Linked DNA regions of Homo sapiens: region 1 is linked to region 2. A link is a loop called in an ENCODE intact Hi-C map of the cell type or tissue named here. Cell type or tissue: HCT116. All regions are shown on one strand. Each heading gives the region's core, and the rest is flanking DNA. Links, peaks and the distances in the headings are about the cores only. Region 1 overlaps ERICH2-DT (ERICH2 divergent transcript). Region 2 overlaps LOC100130256 (a long non-coding RNA gene).

Evidence for each region. Hi-C counts contacts between places; a loop is a spot of excess contacts. Peaks named below come from ENCODE experiments on the same cell type or tissue, not always from the same donor. Only the 100,000 strongest peaks of a DNase experiment are listed, where the experiment ranks them.
Region 1: it touches region 2 in a loop (1.9-fold over the local background); 1 of 110 quality-filtered maps calls a loop at or near these places.

What each region holds. Positions count from the first base shown.
Region 1 is chr2:170,736,176-170,742,456 of GRCh38, reverse strand. The region is part of intron 1 of ERICH2-DT (ERICH2 divergent transcript); the gene reads left to right. Among named protein-coding and RNA genes, the nearest start is that of SP5, 24 kb to the right of the region's middle. In HCT116, for the core only: no CTCF peak of the experiment used is centred there; a DNase peak (open chromatin) is centred at 3,166; H3K4me3 peaks cover 853 bases; H3K27ac peaks cover 618 bases.
Region 2 is chr2:170,682,573-170,688,853 of GRCh38, reverse strand. LOC100130256 (a long non-coding RNA gene) reads left to right here. Exons shown (of 10, transcript NR_187629.1): 2 at 5,795-5,958. Among named protein-coding and RNA genes, the nearest start is that of LINC01124, 29 kb to the left of the region's middle. In HCT116, for the core only: no CTCF peak of the experiment used is centred there; no DNase peak of the experiment used is centred there.

The sequences.
Region 1 (6,281 bases), core at 672-5,671, 54 kb before region 2:
AAGATTCTGACCTCTTCTCATCTCCTTCACTGCCATCACCCTACTTCAGGCCACCATCATCCTTTGCTTAGATTGTTTCGAGTCTCCCAACTACTTTTCCTGCTTCCTCCCCACCCCCTTCAGTCTCTTCTTATCACAGTATCCAGAGTGGGTCATGTTCACGTGTACGTTGGATCCTGTCCATCCACTGCTCAAACCCTCTCAAGGTTATCTGCCTCTGCTATAGTAAAAGCCAAAGTCCTTGCTTTGACTTCTAAGGCCCTCCATGATCTGCTCCCCATGACTTCTCTGTCTTTATTCCCCTCTACTATCCCCCTTGGTCAATCTTCTCTAGCCACATGAGCTTCCTTGCTGTTGCTTGAATACAGTAAGCACACTCCTGTCTTAGGGCCATTGTACTTGCTGTTCCCTTTGCCTGGAATGCTGTTCCAGCAGATGGCTGCTTGTCTTGATCTCTCACTTCCTTAAGTTACCTTCTCAGAGCAGCCTTCCCTGCCCAGCCTACCTAAAATTTCAGCTCCTTTGATCGACTCTTATTCTTCTTCCTTGTCTTATTCCCCTCTTAGTACTTTCCATTACCCAGCATGCTCTATAGTTTACATATCTGTTTTTTGTTTGTCTCCCCACTGAAATGAAAGCTCTGTGAAGGCAAGGATTTCTGTCCTTTTTATTCCCTGTTCTATCCCTAGAGCCTAGAGAACTGTGCCCAAAACATAGCAAACTCTTAATAAACATTCACTGTTCAATGGGTAGTCATCATAGTGATTGACACTGCATATTGATTTTCAAATTTAGAATCAGCACTTAGGAAAATAACAGAAGATAATTATGATTACAGAACAGTATGTAAATGCTTTCAACCTTAAGGATGGTACAGTATGATGACAGAGGTTTGGAGGTGATCAGGGAAGGAGAGGTGAAAAGAAGGGAAAGGACACCAATGTCTTCATCTTGCAAAGTATCAGAAACAAGAGACTGGCTCTGATGGTTAGAAAATGAAGTAAACTTATAAGCACAAAATTGAAAGTTGTAACTTATGGTTGTAAGCATAACTGATAGAACTAGAAACAATGAATTAACATGGGAGAGAGATGGAAGTGATGATATGAATCATAACTTTGAGTTCATCAATAATATTGGCAATGTCTGCTTTTGTCTGATTTCCCTAGAACACAGAGCCCGAGGCAAAGCTTAAGTGCTTACGCTTTTGTCGGGAGGTACAGACCCAGCTCTGCGAGAGCCAGGGGAAAAGGAAGAGAGGCAGGGAAGGAATGGCAGCAAGTACAAGGTGATGAATGACTGCACTGGCCATTGCTTCATGAAGAGCCACGAAAAAACAGAGCCGGTTTCTCAGCAGGTGGCTGGCTGCTCAGTCACAAAGGACCTCTTTGGACAGGCTTTATGGAAATACTGTGCCTAGGACAGTCGCTCAAAGGCAGGAGGGAGAGAAAATGCATCTGCAAGCTCACTTTGTCTTCTTTCTTCTGCTGGTCAAAATTTGCTGGCTGGGGCAGTTAACGCCCTCACACATCCGAGTTGTGTCACCTGGCCCCTTTGGTAGCCACTGGGGAAGCCAGATCTAGGCATGTGGCCTGATGGCTCCTGCGGTGGAACCACATGCTCACACTCAGTCAGTCACCACTGGGATGCCCTGGGCAGGGCAGGCTGAGTGGCTGGGAGATAGCTGAGCCTAAGATATCTAAGCAAGCACCTGTGATGTATGCACTGCAGTGTCCAAATGTGAAAAAGCAAGAAAGGGAGATAGAAGCATATTTTTTTCTGGAGAGAAGGAGGAAACCACCAGGAGAATACAAACAGAAAAAAGGTAAGGTGGTTGTCTCTGGAGGTGGGAAAGAGGTTGGAGAGCAGAATGTTGCATCTTATTATTATTAGCATTCCTGCACAATTTTTTAAATGCATGGATACATTGATAGAAATCACTTTTTAAAAACTCAAAAACTAGGTTTTATCACTCCTCTTTCCCAAATTCTTCAATGGTGTCCCATTGCTTTTAGGATAATTGAAACAGATTGAGCAACACTATTTTTCTGTGGGAATATTAGCTCTTAGACACTGCAAGTTAATATTGTTGTTATTTATATAGCCTAAGTTTGTTCTATTAAAAATTTACTATTCAGGCTGGGTGCAGTGGCTCTTGCCTGTAATCCTAGCACTTTGGGAGGCCAGGGTGCGTGGATCACTTGAGCCCAGGAGTTCCAGAATGGGCCTGGTCAACATGGCAAGATCCCATCTCTACAAAATTTTTTTTTTAATTAGCTGGGCATTGTGGCAGGTGCCTGCAGTCCCTGCTACTTGGGAGGCTGAGGTGGGAGGATCGCTTGTGCTTAGGAGGTCGAGATTGCAATGAGCTGTGATTGCACTATTGCACTCCAACCTGGGCAACAGAGCAGGACTGTGTCTCAAAAAAAAAAAAAAATCACTATTGAAATACTCAGTGAAGTATCAGTGATTTTGTAGTAAGCTTCCACAAGTACAATATTTAAGGGAAAAAAAGTGCAGCTGCTCATTTTGATTTTAGGGGGTTTCAGTTCTGAACTAAAGTCCCTGAATATCAAGGTCCTGCTGGCCTCTCCTGGCTCACAGTGAGTGACTTCCTCTTTCTTTCTGCTCAAACCATATTGGCTCCTTTTCTGCTTGTTGGACCCCTGAGTCTTTCTTCCACTTCAGGCTTTTGCACCAGGAGCTCCCTTTATGCCCATGACTCCTCTCCTCAACCCATCCTCCAACACGCCTAGTCCAGTATTTACCAAGCTTCAGGTTTACACCTAACACCTTCATGTTTGCCCTTTCTGTGTAATGCGTACTCTATTATTTTTCTTATGATCTTTTTTACATTGACAGCTTTTAAAACTTAAATACATTTATTTTACAAGGAAATTTTATATGCCAACGTAAATGGAAAGCCAATTTCACTGGCCACAAATAATGCAAAACCATAAAATACAGAATAATGACAATAATATATCTGTGTACCACTAGTTTCTGTAACATACTTTGCAACACCCTAGTTTAATTACTTTTTACTCATTGTTGAGTTATTTATTAGCTTAAATATTGCTTTGTTTTAGGGAAGTCTTCTCTAACTGCTTGGACTAGACCAAGCTCCTATGCAGCACATTCCTGGACCATGACTGCATAACATTTGTGAGCTACGCAGCACTCATAGTTACATATTTGTGTGATTATTTTACAGTGTTTGCCTTGCCAACTGGACTTAAGCTTCATGAGAACAGGATTTGTATTAATTTTGCTCCCCTCACATCTGTGCTGACCACAGCGTGAGCCTATTGTTAATGCTTAAAAAATACCTACGGAATGAATAAGTGAATACCTGTATGAAATTATCACCTGAGAGCAACCAACTTCCTTTGTTTTGCTTCCATGCCCACCAATACGTCTTCTAACTACAATGAAGTTTCCTCAAATTCCTCTTCTTTTTTTTAGAGACAGGGTCTTTCAGTCTGTCACCCAGGCTGGAGTGCAGTGGCTCAATCATAGCTCACTGTAACCTCCAATTCCTGGGCTCCAATGATCCTTCTGCCTCAGCCTCCTAAGTAGCTAGAACTACAGGCACATATCACCATGCACAACTAATTTCTTGAAAAATTTTTGTAGCCCAGGAGTTCCAGACCAGCCTGGTCAACATGGCAAGATCCCATCTCTACACTATATTGCCCAGGCTGGTCTCAAACTCCTGGGCTCAAGCAATCCTCCTGCCTCAGCCTCCTGCATAGCTGGGACTACACATTTGCATCACTGTACTCAGCTCTGAAATTATTTTTGAAAGAAAGCAGGGTAAATATAAGTAATGTATGAATAAATGAATAGATGGATTTCAGGAAGAGGGTGGCCTGGAGTGGCAAATCATAGTTACCAAAATGACTGCAACAGTCTCTCCCATTCCACGTGTTCTGCAGAGGGACTTTGTCACTCCCACATCAAGAGACAGAATCTGGCCGGGCACGGTGGCTCATGCCTGTAATTCCAGCACTTTGGGAGGCTGAAGCAGGCAGATCACTTGAGGTCAGGAGTTCGGGACCAGCCTGGCCAACATGGTGAAACCCCATCTCTACCAAAAATACAAAAATTAGCTGGGCATGGTGGCACATGCCTGTAAGCCCAGCTACTCAAGAGGCTGAGGCACAAGCATCGCTTGAACCCGGGAAGCGGAGGTTGCAGTGAGCTGAGATTGTGCCACTGCACTCCAGCCTGGGTGATGGAGAACTCTGTCTCAAAACTAAATAAATTAAAAAAGAAAAAAAGACACAGAATCTAATTCCCTCCTTTTGAATATATATTAGTCTAAGTGACTCACTTGAACCAACAAATGTGACTTCCAAAGCTAATCAGAAAGGTCAGTCAGCTTCCACCTTTCTCTTAGAACATTCACGGCCTGGCTGTGCCTCTCAGGACACTCCCTCACCGGGCCCAGCCACCATGCTGTGAAGAGCCAAGCCACATGGGAAAGCCACGTGGCAGGTTTTCTGGTTGCCAGCTCCAGCTGAGCCCAGTCTTCAAGCCACCCTAGCCCAGGCAACAGACATGTGAGTGGGGCAGCCGCCAGGTGATTCCTGCCCCTAGTCATTCCAGTTTTCCCAACTGACACCCTAGATATTGTGGGGCAAAAATAGACCATCCTTGTTGTACTGTATCTGAATTCCTGACCCACAGAATCTGTGAGCACAGTAAGATAACTATTGTCTACACCACTAAGTTTTGGGGGTGGTTTGTTGTGGAGTAATAGATAACCAGAACAGAATTTGGTACCTGGAAGTGGGATTCTCCCATAACAAAAACCCAAAACATAAGCGAAAGCAATCAGCTTTTGACTAGTCAGCAGAAAGAAGCTTGTGGAAATAAAGGAAGATCAACCAAATGAGAATAACCAAAGGCTATTTATTTAGAGCTTGCTGTAGCAAGGGAGCCAGCTGCCATTACTTGCATTTGGGAAGACACTCAAAAGCAGGCGGGAGTGGGAAAGCTTTTAGTGGAAAAAAGGGAAGGCTTTGGGTATGCCCTATTGGAGGCTGCTGGCATTGGGAAGCTTTAGTTAGGCTAACTAGAAGTGGGGCATCCTCTTTGACTGGTTAGACTGCACATTTGGCTTTCCCTGGTTGGCTGTAAGTTGGAAGTGGGGACAAAAATAAAAAAATTAGGGAAGCTGTCAGTTATTAATCAAGTCTTGGTCATTTGGGGCCAGTTGTTACAGAGGCTATTGTTTGGTTTCCTGGATTGTTGCTAGAGATAGCAGACTGATTTCTAGTAGGCTTGCTTCTTCGGCTGGTTTCTCTAAATCATGGGCTGGTTTTCTAGGTTGGTTGCTGCAGATTGTGGGTCAGAGTTCTATTTTTTCATATTTTCTGGCCATTGTCTGTATGTATATTCAGTCTTTCAGGCTTAAATGGCCTTGAGAAGTTTGTTGGTGAAAGCTGGACTGACCTTGAGAAGACTACCAGTGAAGGCTGGAAAGATGGGGAGGAAGTTATGACTGGAGGGTGGAAGAAAAGTGACCTCGTTAAATGTAGCAAAAGGTTTAGCAACATTGCCACCTACAGTAACACTGAAAATAGAAAATATACCTAATGAACCAGTGGGTTTGGCCAAGGATATTTCCTGGCAGACAATTTAAAGTGTCAATTTGTTTCTACTTATGATGAAATATGGCTGGAGAAAGAGGAACTGTCAGTTTTCCAGCACACTTTAGAGGAAGTATGGAGGGCTCAAATCAGTCTTTCTAGTTAGCAAAGCATTCTGAAGGTCCTCAGTGCAATGGCTGAATTGGGGGCACATTCTGATACTAAATTCAGTCTCAATAGCAGCTCACATCCCTCCCACATAGAAAATGTACTCTCCCTTTCCTGAAGGTCTACAGAGTCTTATCCTATTACTGCATCAGTTCAAAGTCCAAGATTTTGCCATCAAATCAGGTGCCAGCGCTGATGAGGTTTCTCGGGTACAGCCCCTTTAGTATGGTTTCTCGAAATCTGGAAGACCTGAGGGCCAAAGACACAAGTGGTGTTTTAAGATCCTTGAAAGGCCTACTTCTGTCTGAAAGTGTTCATGAGGTACCATCTGAAATCTTTCTGAGGTCTTATAACAGTATTTAGAGTCACATCGGTGGCTGCATCTTTTCTACGTGGGAGGGATGTGAGCGGCTATTGCTGGCATGTGGGCTGTGACAGATTGCGCTTTTCCAAAGATGATGGTGTTGATGAAAAGAGTCAAACTCTGTAAAATAGTAAAAGAGGTTTATTCTGAGC
Region 2 (6,281 bases), core at 740-5,739:
GGGTTCAGCAGAGGTGCCTCGGGGTATTGGGGGTGAGGGAGCCTGAAGGAGAGGAGCTTGGGCCGGCCCTGCCTTCTCTGAAACTAGAACCGCTTGTTCTGTGCTTTTTTTTTTTTTTTTTTTTTTTTAAGACAGAGTCTCACTCTGTCACCCAGGCTGGAGTGCAGTCGCATGATCTCGGCTCACTGCAACTTCTGCCTCCCGGGTTCAAGCGATTCTCCTGCCTCAGCCTCCTGAGTAGCTGGGACTGCTGGTGTGTGCCACCATGCCCAGCTAATTTTTCTATTTTTGGTAGAGACGGGGTTTTACAATGTTGGCCAGGATGGTCTCGTCGATCTCTCGACCTTGTGATCCGCCTGCCTTGGCCTCCCAAAGAGCTGGGATTACAGGCATCAGCCACCGTACCGGCCACAACAACTATTAAATGGTCAATGCACAAAGACAAACATTGCCAACTTTCTAGTATAACTCTTTAATATTTTCATGGCTACTTAGGCTTAATTGAAAAATAAAAATAGTGTCGTTTTGTATTTTTTTTAATAGCCAGGCTTCTTTTTCTACCTTTTTGAGCCAATTTAAGGACATTATTCCGGCTGGGCGCGGTGGCTCACGCCTGTAATCCCAGCACTTTGAGAGGCTGAGGCGGGCGGATCATGAGGTCAGGAAATCGAGACCATCCTGGCTAACACAATGAAACCCCATCTGTACTAAAAACACACACACACACAAAAATTAGCCGGGCATGATGGAGGCACCTGTAGTCCCAGCTTCTCGGGAGGCTGAGGCAGGAGAATGGCGTGAACCCGGGAGGCGGAGCTTGCAGTGAGCCGAGATCGAGCCAGGGCACTCCAGCCTGGGTGACAGAGCGAGACTCCAGCTCAAAAAAAAAAAAAGAAAAGAAAAGAAAAAAGAAAAAGACTATTATACCATTGAATGGTGGCAACATAATTACCTAATTAATGCCCTACTTTGAATATTTAAATTGTTTCCAGTGTTTGCTTGTTTGTTTGTTTGTTTTTTTGGTATTATATACAGTGCTGCAAAGAACATTTTGTATGTATCTCAGACCATTCTCCTAGGATGCCTTCCTATTAGGGAATAACTGGGCAAGAAGTAAGCATGGTTTTCAGGTTTCTGATGTATTCACTCTGGGTGCAGGCCAGGAACTTCATGCTGATTCATGAACTTCAGCGGACTTGGGTAGTACCCATTTCCCGGTATCCTCACCAACACTGAGCACTTTAAGGAAAAAACTGCTATTCTGAAAGTAAAATGGTATTTTGTTTGTAATTTCTATTTTACTACTAGTGAGGTTGAACACTTTTTCTTTTTTTTTTTTTTTTTTTGAGATGGAGTCTGCTCTGTTGCCCAGGCTGGAGGTAGTGGTGCAATCTCGGCTCACTGCAACCTCTGCCTCCCAGGTTCAAGCGATTCTTCTGCCTCAGCCTCCCAAGGAGCTGGGACTACAGGCGCCCGCCACCACACCTGGCTAATTTTTGTATTTTTAGTGGAGACAGGGTTTCACCATATTGGCCAGGCTGGTCTCAAACTCCTGACCTCGTGATTCACTCGCCTCGGCCTCCCGAAGTGCTGGGATTACAGGCGTGAGCCACCGTGCCTGGCTCTTCTTTTTTTTTTGAGACAGGGTTTTACTCCTGTTGCCCAGGCGGGAGTGCAGTGGTGCCATCTCGGCTCACTGCAACCACCATCTCCCGGGCTGGAGCGATTCTCCTGCCTCACTCAGCCCCCCTCACTCAGCTGGGATTACAGGTGTGAGCCACCGTGCCTGGCCTGAACACTTTTTCATATGTATCCATTTGTATTATTTTGTGAACTACCTGTGTATGCCGCTCTTCTTTATTTTTTTATTGGGATGTTTTTCTTGTTCTTAATAGCTTGTAGAAGCTCATTATTGTCCTTGAAGGCAAGACCATGATGTCTTGATTTCCATCATGTTCCTAATGCATCATAGCAGTCAATACATATTTGTTGAATAAAAAAATAGTAGGGCTATTAGTCTTTATCCTATGAACAAATTTTCTTTCCAGCTTATTGGTGCAATTTAATATTTTACAACATTTTTATTGTAAAATATATATAGCATTTATCATTTTAAACATTTTTAAGTGTACAATTCAGTGACATTAAATATATTAACATTGTTGGGAAATCATCACTGATACCCATTTCCAAAACTTTTTCATCTTTCCAAACTGAAACTCAGTACACATTAAACAATAACTCCATTCCCTCAGTGCAATTTATTTTATGGTGTCTTTGACATGAGCAGGTTTTAAATTTTTATGTAGTAAAATACATTATGATTTTTCCCTTTAAGTTGTCTTTGATGTTATGCTTAGAAAGGTCTCCCTGCCTGAGAAGCATGGATACGTTCATATACATTTTCTCCTAGTTTTTCTATTGCCTCGCCCCGCCCCGCCCCGCCCCGCCCCGCCTCGCCTCACCTCGCCTTCCCTCCTCTCTCCTTCCCTCCCCTCCCCTCCTTTCTTCCCCTCCTTCTTTCCTCCCCTCCCTCTTTCCTCCCCTCCCCTCCCCTCCCCTCTCCTCTCCTCTCCTCTCTCTTTTCTTTCTTTTTCTTTTCTTTCTCAGGGTTTCACTATGTTGCCCAGGCTAGTCTTGAATTCCTGGACTCTAGCAATCCTCCTGTCTCAGCCTCCTAAATAGCTGGGATTACAGGCCCATGCACCCTGTTCTTCTTATATTCAACTCTTTCTTTAATCTATCTAGAATTCTTTTAAAATAAAGCACTAGTTAATGGCCATTGCGGGGCACAATTCTCCATGTCTCTGGTGTTGCTGCATGTTTTCTGAGCGAAGGCACTGCTTCGACCTCAACTATCTTTTCAGAGTGTGTATAGTGAACAGCCTTGGAAAACAGAGATGGTTTCCTCTTAGGAGCAGAGAGCAGGTTGGTGGCTTATGCATGTAATAAAGATCAGTGGCAAAGATCAAGCAGGCATACTGCCCATTACAAAAGAGCATAGCTCCTTCAGCTTGGGATTCCTCTCCTGTAATCCACCCCACTGCCTGCAGGCAGCATCTGGCCCTCTTCACATCACCCTGTGGGAAATGGGGGCTCAGGGAGCCGGTGTAAACGTTGACCTCCAGGCTGCTGCTACTGCCATTTTGTCTCTGACCCAAAAGTCTTGTACCTTCTGCCAATATCCGTGAAACTACAGCAGGCTAACTTGGTAGTTTGCAAGTAGGTAAAAAGCCCGAGGCCCTCACAGTTTTTGACAAGGACTGAACTGTATTTTTTTTGAAAGTTTAATTTTTTTCAATGCCATGTATTGAATTATTCTGGACTGATTTGAAATTTCACTTGCATCATAAGAAATATGAAGATATACTTGTGTTTATTTCATATCTTTGCTGTTCTATTTCTCTGTCTATTCTGGTGCCAGCAAAATGCTCTTATTTTTGTAATTTTATAGTGTGTTTTAACATTGAGCAGTAAATATCCTCTTTCTTTCTTGATTTTCCCCCCTCCTTTTTTCTTTTTTTCCTTCCCTGTCACTTTTAGTGTTTTTCTGGGGCTCTTTGTACCAGATAAATGGTACCTGGCACATAGCAAATATTCAATAAATGTGTTTTGAACAATGTTAGTAAAATTAAGAGTTATTTTGTCAAGTACTCAATCCCTTTTGAATTTTTATAATTATAGCAATGAAACTGGAAACACTTTAATTTTCACATGTACTACTAATTTCTTAAACCGTTCCTTTAAATGTTAAGAATTCAACTGTTACTGATTATATAATTTAAGCAAAGAATTTAACCTATTACAAAATGCCTAATATAAATATAAAGGGTTCTTGCACTGTTGTCTAAATTGCAGTTTCCTGGATATTTAGAGAGTTCTGAAATTAATGATATTTTTCAACAATCCTAAGGAAATTTATAGGCCAAAATTTATTTACCATCTTTTAATGGGCTTTATTATTTCGTCATTCCTGCTTTCCATTAGAGTAAAATATTGCTTTTGTCTTTGCTAGGAATGTTACAGTTTACCATCCCAGAAGAGACTTTTTAGTAAAAAAAAAAAAAAAAAAAAAAAAATTGATGTCAAATATAGCATTTATTTATGCGAGACATTAGGGACAGGGCAAATATGTGAACTTAGTCTGTTATCAGATTGCTACTTAGGTGTCATTGAGATTATTCTTAGGGATTGCTGCTTTTCTTTTCTTTTTCTCTCTTTTTTTTTTTTATTTTTTTTGAGACAGAGTTTTGATCTTGTTGCCCAGCCTGGAGTGCAATGGCGCGGTCTCGACTCACCGCAACCTTTGCCTTCTCCTCCAGGGTTCAAGCTATTCTCCTGCCTCAGCCTCCCGAATAGTTGGGATTACGGGCATTTGCCACCACACCGAGCTAATTTTGTATTTTTAGTAGAGACGGGGTTTCTCCATGTTGGCCAGGCTGGTCTTGAACTCCTGACCTCAGGTGATCCGCCTGCCTCTGCCTCCCAAAGTGCTGGGATTACAGACGTGAGCCACGGTGCCCGGCCAGGGGTTGCTGCCTTTCTGTGGGCTACTCTACTAGTTGCTGCTTGGGCCGTGACCACTGCTGGTGACCTGCCTGGCACTGTGAAGGTGACATGGCCAGCCACAGCAGACAGTGTCCTATACATAGGTATCTAAGACCTTGGCCAAGGCAGCAACTTCTAGAGCACTTGCCTTGCAGACAGACAGGGATCCTAACTTTGTTGACCTGAAAACATTAAAGCTGGCAACTAGTCCTGAATCCCATGTTCACTAAGCCCAGATGACCTGTTGATTGATGATATTGAAAGAAAAATAAAAGGTTAATACCCTACAGGGAAACAGATAAATTTTCCAGCACAGGTTTAGTTGAGTTCACATGAATTTCCTCATTTTTCTCATGTGTTCAGGGCAAACTCCATTTCCACATTCTGGAAAATCTGGTAGAATTGCTGTCAGTATTTATTTATTTATTTTATTTTTTATATATATATTTTTTAGATGGAGTTTCACTCTGTCCCCCAGGCTGGAGTGCAGTGGCGGGATCTCAGCTCACTGCAACCTCCACCTGCCGGGTTCAAGCGATTCTCCTGCCTCAGCCTCCCAAGTAGCTGGGATTACAGGTGTGCACCATTATGCCGGCTAATTTTTGTATTTTTAGTAGAGATGGGGTTTTACCATTTTGCCCAGGCTGGTCTTGAACTCCTGACCTCAAGTGATCCGCCCACCTTGACCTCCCAAAGTGTTGGGATTATAGACATAAGCCACCATACCTGGCCATGCTGTCAGTCTTTTTTTTTTTTTTTTTTTTATTTTTTGAGACAGAGTCTTGCTCTGTCGCCCAGGCTGGAGTGTAGTGGCACGATCTCGGCTCACTGCAAGCTCCGCTTCCCAGGTTCACGCCACTCTCCTGCTTCAGCCTCCTGAGTAGCTGGGACTACAGGTGCCCGCCACCACGCCTGGCTAATTTTTTGTATTTTTAGTAGAGACAGAGTTTCACCTTGTTAGCCAGGATGGTCTTGATCTCCTGACCTCGTGATCTGCCTGCCTTGGCCTCCCAAAGTGCTGGGATTACAGGTGTGAGCCACCGCGCCCGGCCACTATGCTGTCAGTCTTTAAATGACTTTGGTACCCGCATTGGTTCATATAGACATAAAGGTGTTGAAGTTTTGGAGGTAGGGACTAGAAATAGTTGCAAGTATCTGCCTTCTAGCCACAAGATCAATCTGGCTTTTACTCAGTGTTAATGCTTCTATTTCTTTCTTTCTTTCTTTTTTTTTTTTTTTTTTTTAGGTGAAGTCTCACTCTGTTGCCCAGGCTGGAGTGCAGTGGCACGATCTCGGCTCGCTGCAACCTCCACCTCCCAGGTTCAAGCGATCCTTCTGTTTCAGCCTCTCCAGTGGCTGGTATTACAGGAACACACCACCATGCCTGGCTAATGCTTCTCTTTCTATAAAGTAAGGCTCCATTTCTTTATTTTTCCCCCTTGAAACTATTCCCAAAATTTAGTAAAGCACTTTGTAATATGTAAGGAAATGCATACAATTTCTAGATTTATATAATTTCTAGATGATCATACTTTCTAGTGAGAGGCTTGTGACGTCTGTTTGAAACCAGTGACTGGAAAACAAAAATGTTACAATAAAAAAGCCAGGTGCTTTGCTAAGCGTTGCTAAGATGAACTTGCAATCTCTTCCATTGCTCCTCCTGAAGTGAGGGCAAGTCCCCTTCCCCCACATTTAGTTGTCAAACTCATCTGTGTCATTTAGATAGTTTTGAA